Linked DNA regions of Mus musculus: region 1 is linked to region 2. The links are chromatin loops, found by intact Hi-C in ENCODE. Cell type or tissue: gastrocnemius. All regions are shown on one strand.

Region 1 (8,000 bases), 94 kb after region 2:
GGGTTTTAGGTGGCATTGTAACTTCCTCTAAAATCTAGCTCATCTCAAAAGATCAGTATTCTAAGCTAAATTGTGTTCTCCCAAAATGGTATATCAGCATCCTAACTCCTGGTACTTTGGAGCAAGTTGTGAAGGTGAAACGTAGCCATGTGTTTAGATTCACAGTCCCTAGCAGGTGCTGCTGTTGTTGAAAGCTGTGGAACCTTTAGGAAATGGGACCTTGCTGGGACGTTGGGGACACTTCCTATCTGCATCATCTTTGCTTCCTAACTTAGGACACAATAGAACCCCTTGTTTTATGCTCCTGCCATTGTGGACTCTGTTCCCTTGAACTATAAGCTAACCCCCACCCCTACCACATTCATTACTTCTTGTCTGATATTTCATCACAACAACGGGAAAGGTAGGTAACACAGAAGAAAACTATATTAATAAATAAGGAGTTTACAAAAGACATTTAGTTGAAATGAGGTAATTAAGGAGAGAGTATATCTGGTATCCTTATTAAAGGGGACACCGAGAAACAGACAGAGACACACACACAGGGGAAATGTGAGTGTGACGTCACAAGGCATCACTTGAAGACAGAGAATTGGGATAACACTAAGGATTTGGGGCAGCAGCCAAGATAGACCAAGTGCAGCCAGCAAGCCACACCAGAGGCTAGGAGGAAGTACGTCTAGTCTTCTAAAGTGTGGAAGGTACAATTCAGTGACTTTAGACCACCCAATGTGCCCAGCTTGGTTGCAGCAGCACTAGGACGTAACTGACTAACAATCCCATGCCCTTTGCCCAGTCTTCGCTGTGGAGCTGTAAGAAGGCCTGCTCCTGGATAGCTCTGTGAGTTGCTCAAGTCCAGCTGTGCTAATCTCAATGTTAATGCTGATTATCAACCTGATGGGATCCAGAATCACCTCGGAGATACACCTCTGTGAGCGTCTGTGAAGGAGTTTCTACACTGGTTAAACTGGGGTGGGAAGACCTAACACTCTACATGTGGGCAGCACCATCCTTTAGGCTGTGGGCCTAGACTAAATAAAACGGAGGGTGTGGGCTGAGTACCAGCATTCACCTCTCTGTCTACTGACTCTGGACATATTGTGACCTGTCAACTCACACCGTTGTCACCATGACTTCCCTGCCATGATGGAATGTATCCCTGCAACTCGGAGGCAAAACAAGGCCTGCCTTCCTTAGCTTTCTTTTTTTCAGACATTTTGTCCCAGCAATAAGAACGTAACTAATCAGCCCTGTAAGGGCCCAGAATCAAAGCTTCATCGCAGAGGGCAGAGAAGGAGTGTCAGGAACCCTGCTGAGCCACCGGTTCAGAGAACTGCCAAGGTTCCCACCCCTGTTACCCTCCCGAAGAGTTGGTTAGTGAATCCAGTCTATTTCTCCACTCTTGTTTCAGGCTTGACCATGTGACTTGCCTTGATTTGAATGTGTCCCCAACTTGGGAACTGTCCTAATTTGCTTCTCTGTTGGCTGTGACGAAACAATGACCAAAGGTAACCAGGGGAAGAAAGGTTTATTTCACTTACAAGTTTCAGTTCATCGTTGCGGGAAGCCGAGGCAGGAGCTCAAAGCAGGCGGCAACTGGAGCAGAGCCCACCAAGAAACTGCTTACAGGGTTGTTTTTCAAGGATTTCTCAGCTTGCTTTCATTTGCAACTCAGGACAACCAGGGACACCATCCACAGTGAGCCGGATCCTCCCACAGCAATCATCAATCAGGAGAATTCGCCCCTAGATCAATCTGGTGGAGGCAATTCCCCAACTGAGGTTCCCCCTTCCCAAGTAGCTCTGGTCTGTGTCAAGTTGACAACCAAAGATGAACCAGAACAGGAAGTTCCCAATGCAACCATGCTGAGGGTAGTGTCTTTTGGAAGTAATTAAGTTGCAAGGACTCATTGAAATCACAAACATGGACTGTGTTCATTAATGTCCGGGGGAGATCCGTCTGAAGGCTGAATTCTGCTCCCTCCACATCCCTATCTCTGGCCCAATGTCTTCTGCCATGTTATAATGCAGAAAAGGGCCCTGGTTAGAAATTGAACTTCTTAGCTTCCAGAACTACTTTTCAAATGAATGTCATTGTTTTGACAAGAGGGTGACAAGACAACTTGAAGAAGATTTACTTTGGCTCTTGGTTGGAAGGGATACAGTGCATCATTCAGGGGACAAGGCAAGCATGTGAGGCAGCTGCTCACAGGTCAGCAGCCAGGCTGGGGGGAGAGAGAGAGACAGAGACACAGAGACACGGAGAGACAGAGATGAATGCTGAATGTTAGTTCCTTTTCTCTTTCTCTTTTCCTTCTTTTTATTCTGCCTGGCACCCCAGCCCATGGGGTGGTACCACCCACATTCAGGATGGGTCTCCTCTCTTTAGTTAAACCATTCTGGAAACTTCCTCAAGGACTCACCTCTTAGGTGGTTCTAAATCCAATAAAGGGATCCAATCCTTCTGTCTCCCAAGAGCTGGCTGGAACTGCAGGCGGGTGACTGAGGGGTATAGTGCTTGCCTTGCATGTGTAAGGCCCTGGGTTTGATCTCAGTACAGCGAGAAAGGAAGAAGAGAAAGAGGAGAGAGACTGAGGGAGAGGGAAGTGGACCCAGTTATGCAGAAAGATCCTGTGGTCTTAGAAGCCTGTAGTTAATTTTCCAAACTGGTCCCTACAACTACATGACTGAACATCATTAATCTAGATCTCACCTTCTTAAATTGTGAATTGCAACATGTGTGGGTCACAAAAGTCTGACAGTAGTATAAGGTTTCTGTGTGCATTGTGATCCAATGTTGATTCAGAATCATAAATAAACTCCATGTTTCTGGCAGATTTTGCTGTAGCCTTGGTTCTGGACATGCAGAGACGCGTGTTTGCTGTGCTCCTGCTGTCAGACCACACAGTGTCTGTCAGCAGATACTACCTGACGGACTTTGGCTCACTTCTGCTAAGACTGCATGTTATAGACTGCAGGACTTTTAATGTACACGTTTCCACTCTTGTAGAAATGTGTTGGCTTCATTATGGAAAACAAAGACTTTAAATCTTTTCCTACCATCATGCCTAAGCATGTGAATCTCAAATTAGTGTATCTTTGGTCCTCATATTAATATTTGATTTTAAAAGTTGCCCCTTGAACTTGTTTTTCCAGAGGATCTGAGTTTCATTCCCAGCACTGTCATAGCAACTCACAACCATGCGTAACTCCAGATTTAGGGTATCTGATGCCTCTAGTCTCTGTGGACATTACCCACATGCCCACACACAGACACAACACAAATAATTTATAATAATAACAATAAACCTTTAAAATTTCAGGTTGGGTTGCTGGCTTGAGATTCATTAAAATCAATTAATTAATAAAACGTGATTCATGAATGTTAGTTTGAGATTAGGGCAGAATTTCCAACAGTTTCTGAAATGTGTCTAAATTTCCTTGTGTCGTTTGTCACTATACATTTATGTGAAGCAGTATTCTCAGCATTGATTAGAAAGTCAACTCCAAATTCTGATTAACTCTAAAACATGTTAAAGATGCTTAGATTCTGCAGCATCCAATACTCAGTATTGATATCCTTATGGAAAAACAAATAAGTACATCCGCCTCATTAGTATGCAAGTTTTCTTTCTTTTTAAGGTTAAAATTATATGCATACAAAGGAAATATTGGATTTGGGCTTTTTGTTTTGTTTTAGATTTTGAAATAGAGTCTTTCATGTAGTACAGGCTGGCCACGAACTTGCTATACAACCAAGAATGAACTTAAACATTTGATTCTTAGGCATTCACGTCCTGTGTGCCACTATGCACAGTTTATGTGGCTCTGAGTTCAACCCCAGAGCTATGTGCATGCTGGCTGGCAAAGCAGTCCACCAACTGGGCCATATCCCAGCTCCCAAAAGATTGCTTTTAAATAACTTTCATCATGATTTGTTATCAGTAAATGTTTGGGCCCTCTATCTTATAGCACTACACACCTGGGGTCATGTAAAAGTTTCGTAGAAACACGAAGTTTAGAATGGGAAGTTTTCAGAAGCCCTGCCTAGTTAGAAAAATAGGCTTCCTGTGATTGCCGTCAGATAACAGAGCCTGGTCCCTGGTCCTAGTGTACAGAGCATTGAAGGAGATGCTGGCTTGAACCCAATGCTCTAGGCACAGATGAGGATGTATACAGGGATTGGATAGAAAGCAAGTCCTACCTAGAGCACCTCATACCCCTGCCATGCCAGAGCCCCTAGAGGAGGCAGGACACTCTCACTTGCAACAACCTTGTTTTGTGCCAGGCATGGAGCAGGACCCTTCAGAGATAGTTCATTTAAAACAATAGCCCCATGTAGTGCCAGGTGTTAACCCCCAGTTTATAAATAAGGAGTTAAGTTTTAGTGGTGGTAGGAAAGTTAGTCCGAAGAGCGCAGAGCCTTTGGGCGTTTGCAGCAGAGCTGGGGTAAGATCCCAAGTTGCCATGTACCCAGACACCTGCTGAGAGCCCAACCTTTGGGCTGCATAAGCCACAACAGTCAGATGCCCCTCCTGACTCGGCTCTGACTGAAATAGAGCAGAGCTCAGAGGTGCTATGGTCCTCATTGCCACGGTCACAGTTATAAATGTTACAGAGTGAAACCACTGACCTTGGCTGAGAGTAAGCGCAACATCTCAAGAAGCTGGCAAGCCAAGGTACAGGGTGTGCACTTCAGAATGGCAGGGGACAAGGTGCTCTGTATTCACCGGGCCTTTTGTCCTCAGATTTCACAGGCTCCATGACACATACCTTCTGGACCAGCACCAGGGGCCACGGGACAGCCTGGACCTCTCATTGTTTATTCAACAGTGGCTGCCATGAGCCTACCAGGTTAGTCCTTGTGCAACCACGCTGGGCAAAGTGGGTAAATCGAGGCACTGAGAGGTAGGTACCCAAACTGGGACTCACACCTTGGGGAGGATTGAGAACCCTGTACTTTGGAGTCCCCAAGTGTGCCCAGAAAGTATCTGATTATTGAGAGTAGGATACCTGGACCTCAGGTTGCCCTCGAATGTGAAACCCTCTTGCCTCAGTCTCTAAGTAATTGGATTATAGGTGTGTGCTAACCAGGCCTATCTGGAACTCTCTCTACAGTAGGAATAAATGGCTCCAAATTAAAATTTGTCTTTGTCTCTGTGAGGATCACATGAGCAGAGTTGATGACCATAGCCAGAGTCCTGGCTCCTGCTGGTGGGCAGTGATAGAAAGTACTAGAATAATCTCCAAGAAACTGCTTGTCACATCTACAGTGTGCCCTTCTCTTACCCTTAGGACAGGGCTTCAGGAATATAAATATATAAGGTCTCAGGAATGATGTAAATATATACATACATACATATATACATATACACACATATATATACATACTATATATCACATTATATATAATATTACATATATAACATTATATATTACATATATAGCATTATATATGTAAATATATATATATATAAAATGTTATATATATAGTAGTGCCCCAAATATCCCTCTGGCCACCTAGCTCTCCATCACCACGTCATGATTATTTTTAAGAGGATTGATTGGTAAGTCTTAGGCCAGCCAGGGCTATGTATTAAGTCCCAGACCAAAATGATATGCAAAAGAAAAGCCTCTCTCAGAAATAGATAGATAGATAGATAGATAGATAGATAGATAGATAGATAGATAGATAGATAGATAGATAGATAGAGGGTGGATGAGTGTTTCTCCTTTGTTAATTAACTGACTCTCTAGTTAAAAAGTCTAAATGGGAAAAGTGACCTAAAATTTTGATGTATCAAAATCTACAAACTGCCAAGACTCACTGAGGGCTCTAAGACGTCACTCACTTAGTAGGGGACAGTGACTCACTAGCACCCTTCTAAGGACAGTGAGTAGGATGGCGATGACACACAAGAGACAGCTCAAACACATGGGACACTTGTCCTGAGCAGCACAAGGCACTGCTTCCAGATCCTTGGGGGATTCCAGGGACAGGAGGGATGGGCTTATACACAGAAAGGCCCCACAGTGGAGGCACTATAGGATGGCCACCTGGAGGTCATAGCAGCTGACCCCAGGGCAGAGACCGATTTCAGATGTGTGCAATCTTGCTCACTCACTGAGTCGATGTATAAACCTGAACATCAGGGCACTAAGGCTGCCCATGAACTTAGGAGACCTGGGTAGGTGCAGAGGTCAAATTGTCACAATTTGTTAAGTGAATGGATGTTTGGATATTTCCAGAAGCAGGAGCGCAGCACCTTATATATAGGTCACCCTCTGCTATTTGTGGATGAAAAAAAACGCACGCAGGTCCAGATACCACTGTCAGGAAGCTTGCATTCTGGTGATGATGAATGGAGGGGACAGACAGACAGACAGACATGTATGTGCATGGCACATACATGAACACACAGAGAAAGAGAGACATCCACACATGTGTGCACACACACTCATGAAAAATGCGGTAAGTCATTAACCACTTTCAGGAAACTTAAGGAGCATATGGTTGCCACCCCCTGTGGTGTTTGAGGGGACCAGAGCGCCTCAATCACAGTGACCTAGGGACTACCCCTTCTTTCCACCTGTGTCCCCATCCCACATGTGCTATATCTCCCAGGCTAGTTACGTAACTGCCTGGCCTGGGTTCAGAGCCCAGCTCAGCACAGCGCTTGTAAAATATTCCCTCACTCCATGAAATGCCAGCGATTTCACAGCCAGCCAGTCCTGTTCTCATAAAGTCCCCACACCAGCAGCCTTGCATCTAAAAGTGGCCTGGAGATTGAGAGATTGATGTCAGACCCATTCTGGAGCCAAGAACCAAGTGGTTTCCAGGTTTGCACACAATGTCAGCCTCTCTGGAGAGAAGGCCCTCATTGCTTGTCTACTCCCCAGGCTCTGCTAGCACAGGCACCCCCACCCCCACCCCTGCCTCCACTGCTGCCATCAGAACTCTGAGCAGGGCTCAGGGTGGTCACTCCATGCCGGAGCCAAGGAACTGAGCTACATTTGTTTTTCTTTCTTTATCCATTTTAATATGTGATCTGATGTATGTTTGCTTATGAATTGTGTGTATATGCTTGAGTGCATTTGGGCACATGTGTGTGGGGGGAGTGTGCATGTGTGTGCCTATGAATATTAGGAATCTCCTTGATCGTTCTTCCATCTTATTTAATGAGACAAAGGCTCAGTCAACCCAGAGCTGCCCACTATGGTTAGTCCAGCTGGCCAGCTTGCCCTGGGGATTCCCTGTCCATACATCCAAGGCTGGAGTTATGGGCAGGCTGCCACACCCATTTGGCACTTAATGCCAAATTCACATGGGATTTATGTGAAGTCTGGGGATTTGAACCCCAGTCCTCAAGCTTGTATTAGCAAGTACTTAAACTATCGATTCCTCTCTTCAGCCTCTGGACCACATTTATGTTCAACACTGTGTAGGAGAGGTCTTAGTTATGGTTTTTACTGCTGTGAAGAGACACAATGACCACAGCAACTCTTATCAAGGAAAACATTTAATTGGGGCTGGCTTATAGTTCCAGAGGTTTAGTTTCTTATCATCATGGCAGGAACCATGGCAGCGTGCAGATGGGAGCCGAGAGAGGTAGCTGAGAGTTCTACATCTGCAGCCTCAAGCAACAGAAAATGAATGCCTCGCTGGGCTTAGTTTGAGCATCTGAAATCTCAACTCCTTAGTGATAAACTTCCTCCAACAAAGCCATAAATATGCTGGCAAGGCCACACCTCTTATTAGTACTACTTCCTATGAGGTGGGGGGCATTTTCTTTCAAATCTGTTGGGGTACACTGTGTGAAGGTTGTCTTTGTATATTCAAATATTGATTGCTAAATCAGCAGAGAGATGAGTACCAACTGGATACACACACACACACACACACACACACACACACATACACACACATACACACACAATCTTCTAGTGACTGAAAGTAGATTTATGGTTACCTGGGCTTAAAGAGTGAGTGGTTGATAAAAG
Region 2 (8,000 bases):
CCAGGCCCCGTGTGACCTTGTGTACAGTTTCCTTCTGACTTCAGTTTCTACCTCCCCTCCTTCTCGGCTCTTCTGTGCATGGCATCAGCGTGCATATGTCCCTCTCACCTGCCTCCCTTTCGCCATCCCTCATTTTTCTAACTTAAAAAAGGGGTACCTACTATATGATACCTACATGTCTAGTTACGTTTTCTACAGTATTTTAAACGTTGGTAAATATTCTAAGCATCTGCCTAAAAAAAAAAAAAAAGAATTTTTTATACTTTATGGTGTGTGTGTGTGTGTGTGTGTGTGTGCGCGCTATAGCACATAAGTGGAGGTCAGAGTACACCCTCTGGGAATCAGTTCTCTCCTTCCACTCTGTGGGTCCTGGTGATTGACCTCAGGCTGTCCAGGTGGGCATCAAACACCTTTACCTTTTGAGCCATCTTACCAGTTCTGGACTCTGCTTTTTGTGTTTTTCCTATTACAGGCCCTTCCTTTTAATTCTAACATCTTTATAGTACTTTTGGTAAAATGTGAACATTTTTCAAATAGAAAAATTTTAAGAATCTTGGGTAACATCAAAATACTTGCCGCGAAGATTCTGCAATTAGATTTTACTCTCCAAGCACTCATCTATCCATCCATCGAGTCTTCCACCCATCCACATATCCATGCATCATGTACTCAGATATCATTCCTCCATCCATGCACTCATCTATCCATTCATCGAGTCTTCCACCCATCCACATATCCATGCATCATGTACTCAGATACCTATATTCCTCCATCAATGCACTCATCTATCCATTCATTGAGTCTTCCACCCATCCACATATCCATGCATCATGTACTCAGATACCTATATTCCTCCATCCATGCACTCATCTATCCATTCATCGAGTCTTCCACCCATCCACATATCCATGCATCATGTACTCCGATACCTGCTGCTCCACCCATGAATGCATTCTGTTCATATCTATTCCTTCATCCATGACTCTTTCTATCCATCTACCTATTCCTCCATCCACGCATCCATCTAGTCATCCACACATCTATTCATCTATATATCTATTCAGCACTTTGTCTTACTTCTTGGTGCCTCTCAACTGCAGAATCTTTACATTTCTTCTCAATTATTTCAGGGCAAGAACTCAGATATCAATATTTACTCAAGATTTAAATTTTTTAATTTTAATTTTTTGTGTATGAGTGTTTTGCTTATATGTGTATGTGTGTATATATATACATATATATATATATATATATATGTATGTATATACATGTGTTACTGTGATCATGGAGCCAGAAGAGGGCATTTTATCCTCAGAACTGCAGTTATAGACAGTTGTGAGCTACCATGTAGCTAATGGGAATTGAACCTGGGTCCTCTGGAAGAACATCTAGTTCTCTTAATCACCAAGCCATCTCAACGTTACCCCTCACACCTTCTAAATTCTAAATCACGCATTTCTCTTGACCAGGTATTTTCAAGGTATGCCTCAGACTTAATCTTGACTAGATCTATGACTTCCCCATGCAGCTCAATATTTCAGCTACTGTTCTTCAGGAGCTGTCTACTTTAGTTTCTGTTTTTGTTTTTTGACAATATCTTTTCACTAGGACTTGGGGCATTCAGGTTAGGCTAACTTAGCTGGCCAGTAAATCCCAGGAATTCTCCTCTCCCACTTCTCTGGTGCAGGGATTACAAATGCACTCAACTATGCCTGCTTGTTTTGTCTTTTGTTTGTTTAGCTTGGCTGCTGAGATTAAACTGAGCCCTTTACTTTTATTATTTTAGGATTTATGTATTTATTTATTTATATGATTACACTATCACTGTCTTCAGACACACCAGAGGAGAGCATTGCATCCCATTACAGATAGATGTGAGCCACTACATAGTTGCTGAAAATTGAACTCAGGACCTCTGAAAGAGCAGTCGGTGCTCCTAACCACTGAGCCATCTTTCCAGCCCACATCCTTTGTTTTACTTAAATCATTTCTCCCTGTCAATGGGCTTTCTTTTGTGTAGCTCTGTGAAACTTCAACCTTCTGGCTGGCAGCTCAGTATTTAGGGTCACCAGCAAGGGGCTCCTAACCAAGTGCAGGGCCCTGACTGGATGCCCTTTCTCCCTTCAGGAGAGCAGTCAAAGGTTCTTCCAAGATCCAAACTGGGATGTCACAAGAATATCACATTTATTGAGAAGGAATGAGGGAAACAAGTTTCTAAGATAGTATAAGACACAACCAAAGCCAAAACACCCAAAGTCAGTTAGAATCCACACACGGGGAAAGCAGAGCTACAATATATTCATGGTGCAAACTCCAGAAATATTAGTCCATTTTGTCATCTTCTTTCTTTCTTAGTAGCTTATTAAGGGGTTCCCATAGTATCATAGCTAAATTTTAACTACATGCTAAGACCTTCCCATGCTAAGTCCATGTTCACATCACACAGTCCAAAACTGACAATGTTTTGCAACTATAGCTGCTGAGTAGGAGAGCTGAAAATGAACCCAGGCATCTGGTCGTGACACTGTGTATCTAATCATGGTGCACAGACCACACATCTAATCATGGTGCAAACATCATGCATCTAACAACTGTGCACAGATCATGTATTTAACCTAGTCATCAGATTCCACGGTCACTTAGCCACAATACAGAAGTCATACCCTAAACCCTTGCACCTGGTCCCAGAGCATGCTGTTAGCCTGTGGTGTGTGTGCAGTACTGCCCTAGAGAGGCAGGTAGCAGACCAGGAGTTCACACAGCCTCTATGGTACTATGATGTGGTACATCTGAGTGTTTTTTTTCAAGCCTGTCTACACCATCCCCCTGAAGACTTCTCAGGAGATACACCCCTTATGAGCCTAGCACCAGAAGGTGTTCTAGCACTAGAAGGTGTTAGAAAAGAGGAAGGGACACTGTCCTCAGGTAGTCTTGCATATGTCCCACTGGTTCTGTCTCTGGAGAACTGTGATGAATACACCCAACTTGTCTCTCTTCATTGGCCATGAAAGGGAACACTTCACCTCCTCCCTCCTCCCGGAGGGGACGACTTTCTCTTGTGACTCACAGGAGTCCAGCCTAAAGTCACTTAGGAAAAACAAAGCCAGCGGAAACACACAAGAGGCAAGGCAGGATCCTGGAAGGTTTTGCAACAGTCCAGTCAGGAGAGGGCTGGCACTCGGTCAGCCTGGACCAGGCTCTGGCATCCTCTGGATTCTTTATGGCTTAATCTCAGCTCCCCCCACTGCAGCCCTGCAATGAATGTGCTTGTTGACACTGATTTCACACTGAAGTGTTTCCACCAGACACATTTTTTAAATGGAATTATGAGGTGATAAGGTTTATAAGAGTCAAACAGTACCAACATGCTGGGAGAGGGGCCTTCAGGGAGACAGCAACCCCTGCCCCCCTGGAATCAGCCTAGTTTGGTGGCTGGGAGAACAGTGGGCAGCCTCAAGTTCCAGCAGGAAAATTACAGCAACAGCTGGATGCTCCTTGCCTGCCAGACTTGGTGGGTTCTTGAAGGAGCCAACAGCATAGGTCACTAATCCAGTGTTAAAGGCTGAACACAAGCTGAGCAGTGCCACCCAGGACTTGCCCAGTGGGAAGAATTCCAGCCAGGGCTTCAAATGGCAGCCGTCAATCTACCTAATGACAAGTGTTTCCACTCAACAGGTGCCACAGCCGGGGACCACTTGAGGTCAAGAGAAGCATGCCTAAGCGCCTGACATGCCTGCTGCCGGGCTTGCTTGAAGTATATTCACGTAGGTTTTACAGGAGCCACATGGAGTGTGGACAACAAGGTCTCCCCAGTCCCACTTTACAGTAGAGAGATAAAGCTGGGTCTCAGTTATAGCAGACCTCACAGCCACTGGAACTTAGGGAACCAATGCACAAAACGGCTGAGCACACACTAAAGGCCACAGCACACAGGAAGCAAGTGAACTGCCATTTGAATGTGGGCAGTTCAGCTCTAAAGCACAACGTCACCTAAGATGACACAGCTAGGCCAGGTGTGGTGGCACTAGGGAGGTAGAGCCAAGCTGATCTATTGAGTTCAAGGCCAGCCCAGTCTACAGAGTGTGTTTCAGGGCAGCCATGGCTACACAGAGAAACCGTATTTCTTAACAAGCAAACAAAAAGATGAGCAGCTACACAGTTGATGGTGGGCAGATCAGGGACTCACCACCTGGTGTTTCTGACGCTTTATCAGACTTTCCCCTTGCTGTCACCTGTCTCAAGGTGTAGGGTTAGCCTGGTATCTTTTATCTCCCTTGTGGAGACATGAGTCCTCTACTGGTGCCATCACCACCCATGACCCCCACGGCCATGGATAAGAATAATTCTGTCCATAGACAGCAGTTTTGTGCCAGCTTGTCATCATGAGAAAGGCCATGAAGGTAATGGATGTGTATGAGACAAGGCCAGGGTTTCCTCTGTCACCAACTCTGAGGTCAGCAAAAGGGAGACTCAGCAGCTGTCCTTGGAGCTAGTGTAGAAGCAGAGCCAAGGAGCACAGGACCAGCTCTGCCAGACAACAGCTAGTCCACTGTTACCACCCACCCACCCAGAGCCCCAGCAGGAGGCTAGGAGGAGGAGGCAGGAACCCTCTGTTAGAAGGTGCCTCTCTTCTTCATCCCCTCCTTTGCTCTCCGTGATGAGGCTGCAGCACCAGAGTTTCATGCTTCTCTTCCCTCAGGCGCATAGGCAGAGAGGAACACCCCAGAAACAGCAGGCAGGGCAGAGAAGTGAAGCAGGCAGGCCATTGGCCACTCTGTGGCTTTGAGCACATGGCTCATTACATAGGCTGTTGGTCTTTGGATAAGGGGTGGGGTGGGGTTCCTATCTACCAGAGTTGCTATGTGCATGGAGGGAATGTTCTACGGGATTGTTCATTAAGACACCTTGATGGTACACGGTGCCCACTGTGTAAAGATATTAAAGGAGGGCCCCTCTCCTCAGTTCTTTCTTCCTGGAAAGGAGCTGTTTATATGAAATTGGCATTTTGATCTCCTAAAATAGTTGTGCCATCTCATTTGGGGACATGAATATGGTGGGCCCAGCAGGCTGGAAGTGGTCTCACATTGCTTAGAACAGGCAAGTCAGAGCATCATCAGGATGGTGAAGGCTCCCAGCGGGAGCCTGAGTACACAGTGGGTTACTGGGCAAGTGAGTTACTCTTGTTCCAGGGAGTTGCCTAGTGTCCTGACACGTGGGGATGTTCAGTGTCTGAGCTGTGAGGGACCTCATATCAGGGCCAGGAATTTATTTATTTTCTGTAAAGGGCCAGTTAGTAATATTTTATACTTTTTTTCTGAGCCCCGATTGCTGGCTTCCATTAGTGAGTCCCTCCCCATAACCACGTGCCCATAGGAGGTTTAAGGAGGTATTTAAGAGAGCTCAGCGGCCATCTGTAACACCCGAATTGCAAGGACTTCCCTGCTGGTCCTCTTGCATGGGTCATTCTTCATTCTTATCCCAAGCTTCATAATCCTCCAAAATTCCTTCCTACCCCACCCCCACCATGTGATCCTGAGGCTTTCTTTCCCCTTTCTGTCTTTGTTTCTCTTTTTTCTTTTCCTTGATTTTCTCGCTCTTTCTTTTCCTTCCTTAGTTCTTAATGCGTATTACAATTCTACATCTGTTTTTATTTTGGTTGAACGTTTCTCTCCTTGTCTCTTCCCAGAGAAAACATGATTTACAAATACCAGGCTCTTATCTCTCTATTCAATTCGTGGGTATGTCCCCAAGGACTGAGATTATCTTTGATCTACAGCACAGACCCATATATATTCGCCTATTGAGTAAATGAGTCAAACCAAATCAGACTGTTCATGGATGCAGAAGCTAACCGAAGTACAATGGCCAGGATTTACAAAGATACAGGGATTTCATCTTATTAGATAAAGACACCCAGCTATCTTATTTGGTGAGGCAGAGCTAACTGAAGGAGGCAGGCACTATCTCATCTCCTTGCTTCAGTGAGGTCACTGCAGGTAAGGGCAAACCACTTCAAGATATTTATCTGAGAGACAGTAGGACTAAGTTTCAACCCAGATCTGTCCCACTTTGGGGCAAAGGTGCCCACCAGTACTCTTGCATACTTTGTCAGTTTAGTCTGAACACAGATTATTGGCCAATGGAAAGGCTGAGGGGGTAGAGATGTGTGACAAAACAAAAGGGTTGGGAGATATTACCATCTAATGAATGTAGGTTTGTTAAACAATTGGTTTCAGGGCACAGCCTCGGCTGAGAGAGTAGAAAGAATAAAAGATACAATCAAGTGTGTGTGTGTGTGTGGGGGGGGGCGGGGTCACTTTTTATAAACGTAGTACCTAGGCTTAGCTAGGGGAAACAAATGAAGGCATCTCAAGCCAATGAGAGGTGTCAGCAAATCCTCCGGTTTTCCAAGGGCAAAGCCATTGCCAACTCCATGCACCCGGATCTGTTGTCTGGGGGTGGGATGCACACATCTGGTACTCAAGCCACAGAAAGCAGCTGTTTGCAAAGCCAATCATCCTTAGTTCTAGCAGGCTAGTCCCAGAGTATCTGCCTATGGACACCTTTTTCCAGCAAAGAAAGAGAAGGCACTGCAGGCAAGAGAGGTGCTGTGAGCTTTTCACAATCCTTTCCCAGACAGAGAACTTAGCCCCCTCCCTACAAGGAATGTAATCTTGACCACCATTGTGGCTGCTACAAAGAAGCAAAGCGATGTACTCAGAAGTTCTCGATAATTCCAATTGGGTCAACTTACACCATAAAGTGGGTTATAATTAAGATGCTTTTGAAACTGTAACTAGATCATAGTGTCTAGACATCAGGAGGCTCCAATCACACATCATCCTTCCTTACTGTGCAGGCACATGATTATCACGTGACACTCGCCTACAGCCTGCCACAGAACGTTCTCTTTCTGAGAACATCTTGAAGGGCACATATCTGAAAGGCATCTCACAGCCTACTGACAGTTGTCTGGAATTCTTTCACAAATGCCATGCCTGAGAAGTCAGAGAACCTGCTCTCTGGAGCAGGTCTTGGTGTCTATCCCCTTGGGTATGTGGAGAGTGTCCACGTGGAGAATGGAGGACTTCCGGGCTCCAGGTTTGTTCTGACATTGCTGCAAATATCTGGCACAGAGAGGCAAACTTCTCCAGTCAAACCCAGTGTAGGACTGCCAGAGTAGGTGAGTGAGGGCATAGTTCAAGCTCTCCTCAACTATGAAAAGAAAATAAGACATTTGTGTGCCCGCAGCCACACACCTGATTCTACCCATCAGGAAAGAGGAAGAACGCGTCCCTCATTTACTCTACAGGTGCTCAGATCAGAGTTCCTCAAGGCATCCTATCCTGCTGGGTGCCAGGGAAACAGAAATGCACAAGACATGTTTCCTGCCCACATTTCCTCATGATTCAGCAAGGGGACACAAGTACGTAAGCAAAACAGAGCTCACCCACCTTGCACACCAAGGGCCGGGGAATAGCGGTCTCCACTGAGTGGGAAGGAATGGAGGAACTGGAGGAGACGTGACCTAAAGAGGCCAAATGCACAAATGTGGGCCAAATGGAAGGCTGAGGAAGTCAAACCACAGATTCTCAGAGTGGGCGTGGTAGGGCTGTGAGCTGAGACTGCAGACCTAGGGAAGGGCGCATCTAAGGAAGTGCGAGGGAAGAAGGAAGCAGGGTACAGTACATACTTGGTTTTACTTTGGCAAGTGCCAAACTGCTCAGGGAGGCACGGTGGCACAGCACCTGTAATTCCAGCACTGGAGAAAACTAAGGCAGGAGAATCACGAGTTTGAGAATAGTCTGATCTGTAAATTTGAGATCCTGTCTCAAGCACACCTACAACATGGGATGCAATTAAATGTGGTCTTACGGGAGAAGTGGAAAAAGATGGGGAAATCAGATAGAGCCTAGTCAGGGGTTTCAGGAAGCTCAAATCATGTGGACAATGGAAGTCCCCAAAGGGAATCAGCCCCAGGCTTCTGGTGGGAGTGAAGG

Evidence for each region. Peaks named below come from ENCODE experiments on the same cell type or tissue, not always from the same donor. Only the 100,000 strongest peaks of a DNase experiment are listed, where the experiment ranks them.
Region 1: a loop joins it to region 2, with 4 times the contacts of the local background. A loop is called at or near these places in 3 of 42 quality-filtered maps.

The regions. Positions count from the first base shown.
Region 1 is chr7:112,191,123-112,199,122 of GRCm38, reverse strand. No RefSeq gene overlaps it. Among named protein-coding and RNA genes, the nearest start is that of Gm39070, 4.5 kb to the left of the region's middle. In gastrocnemius, no CTCF peak of the experiment used is centred here; DNase peaks (open chromatin) are centred at 6,657 and 7,284; H3K27ac peaks cover 4,222 bases.
Region 2 is chr7:112,285,339-112,293,338 of GRCm38, reverse strand. All of the region lies in intron 3 of Mical2 (microtubule associated monooxygenase, calponin and LIM domain containing 2), which reads right to left. Among named protein-coding and RNA genes, the nearest start is that of Mical2, 64 kb to the right of the region's middle. In gastrocnemius, no CTCF peak of the experiment used is centred here; DNase peaks (open chromatin) are centred at 3,171 and 3,596; H3K27ac peaks cover 5,726 bases.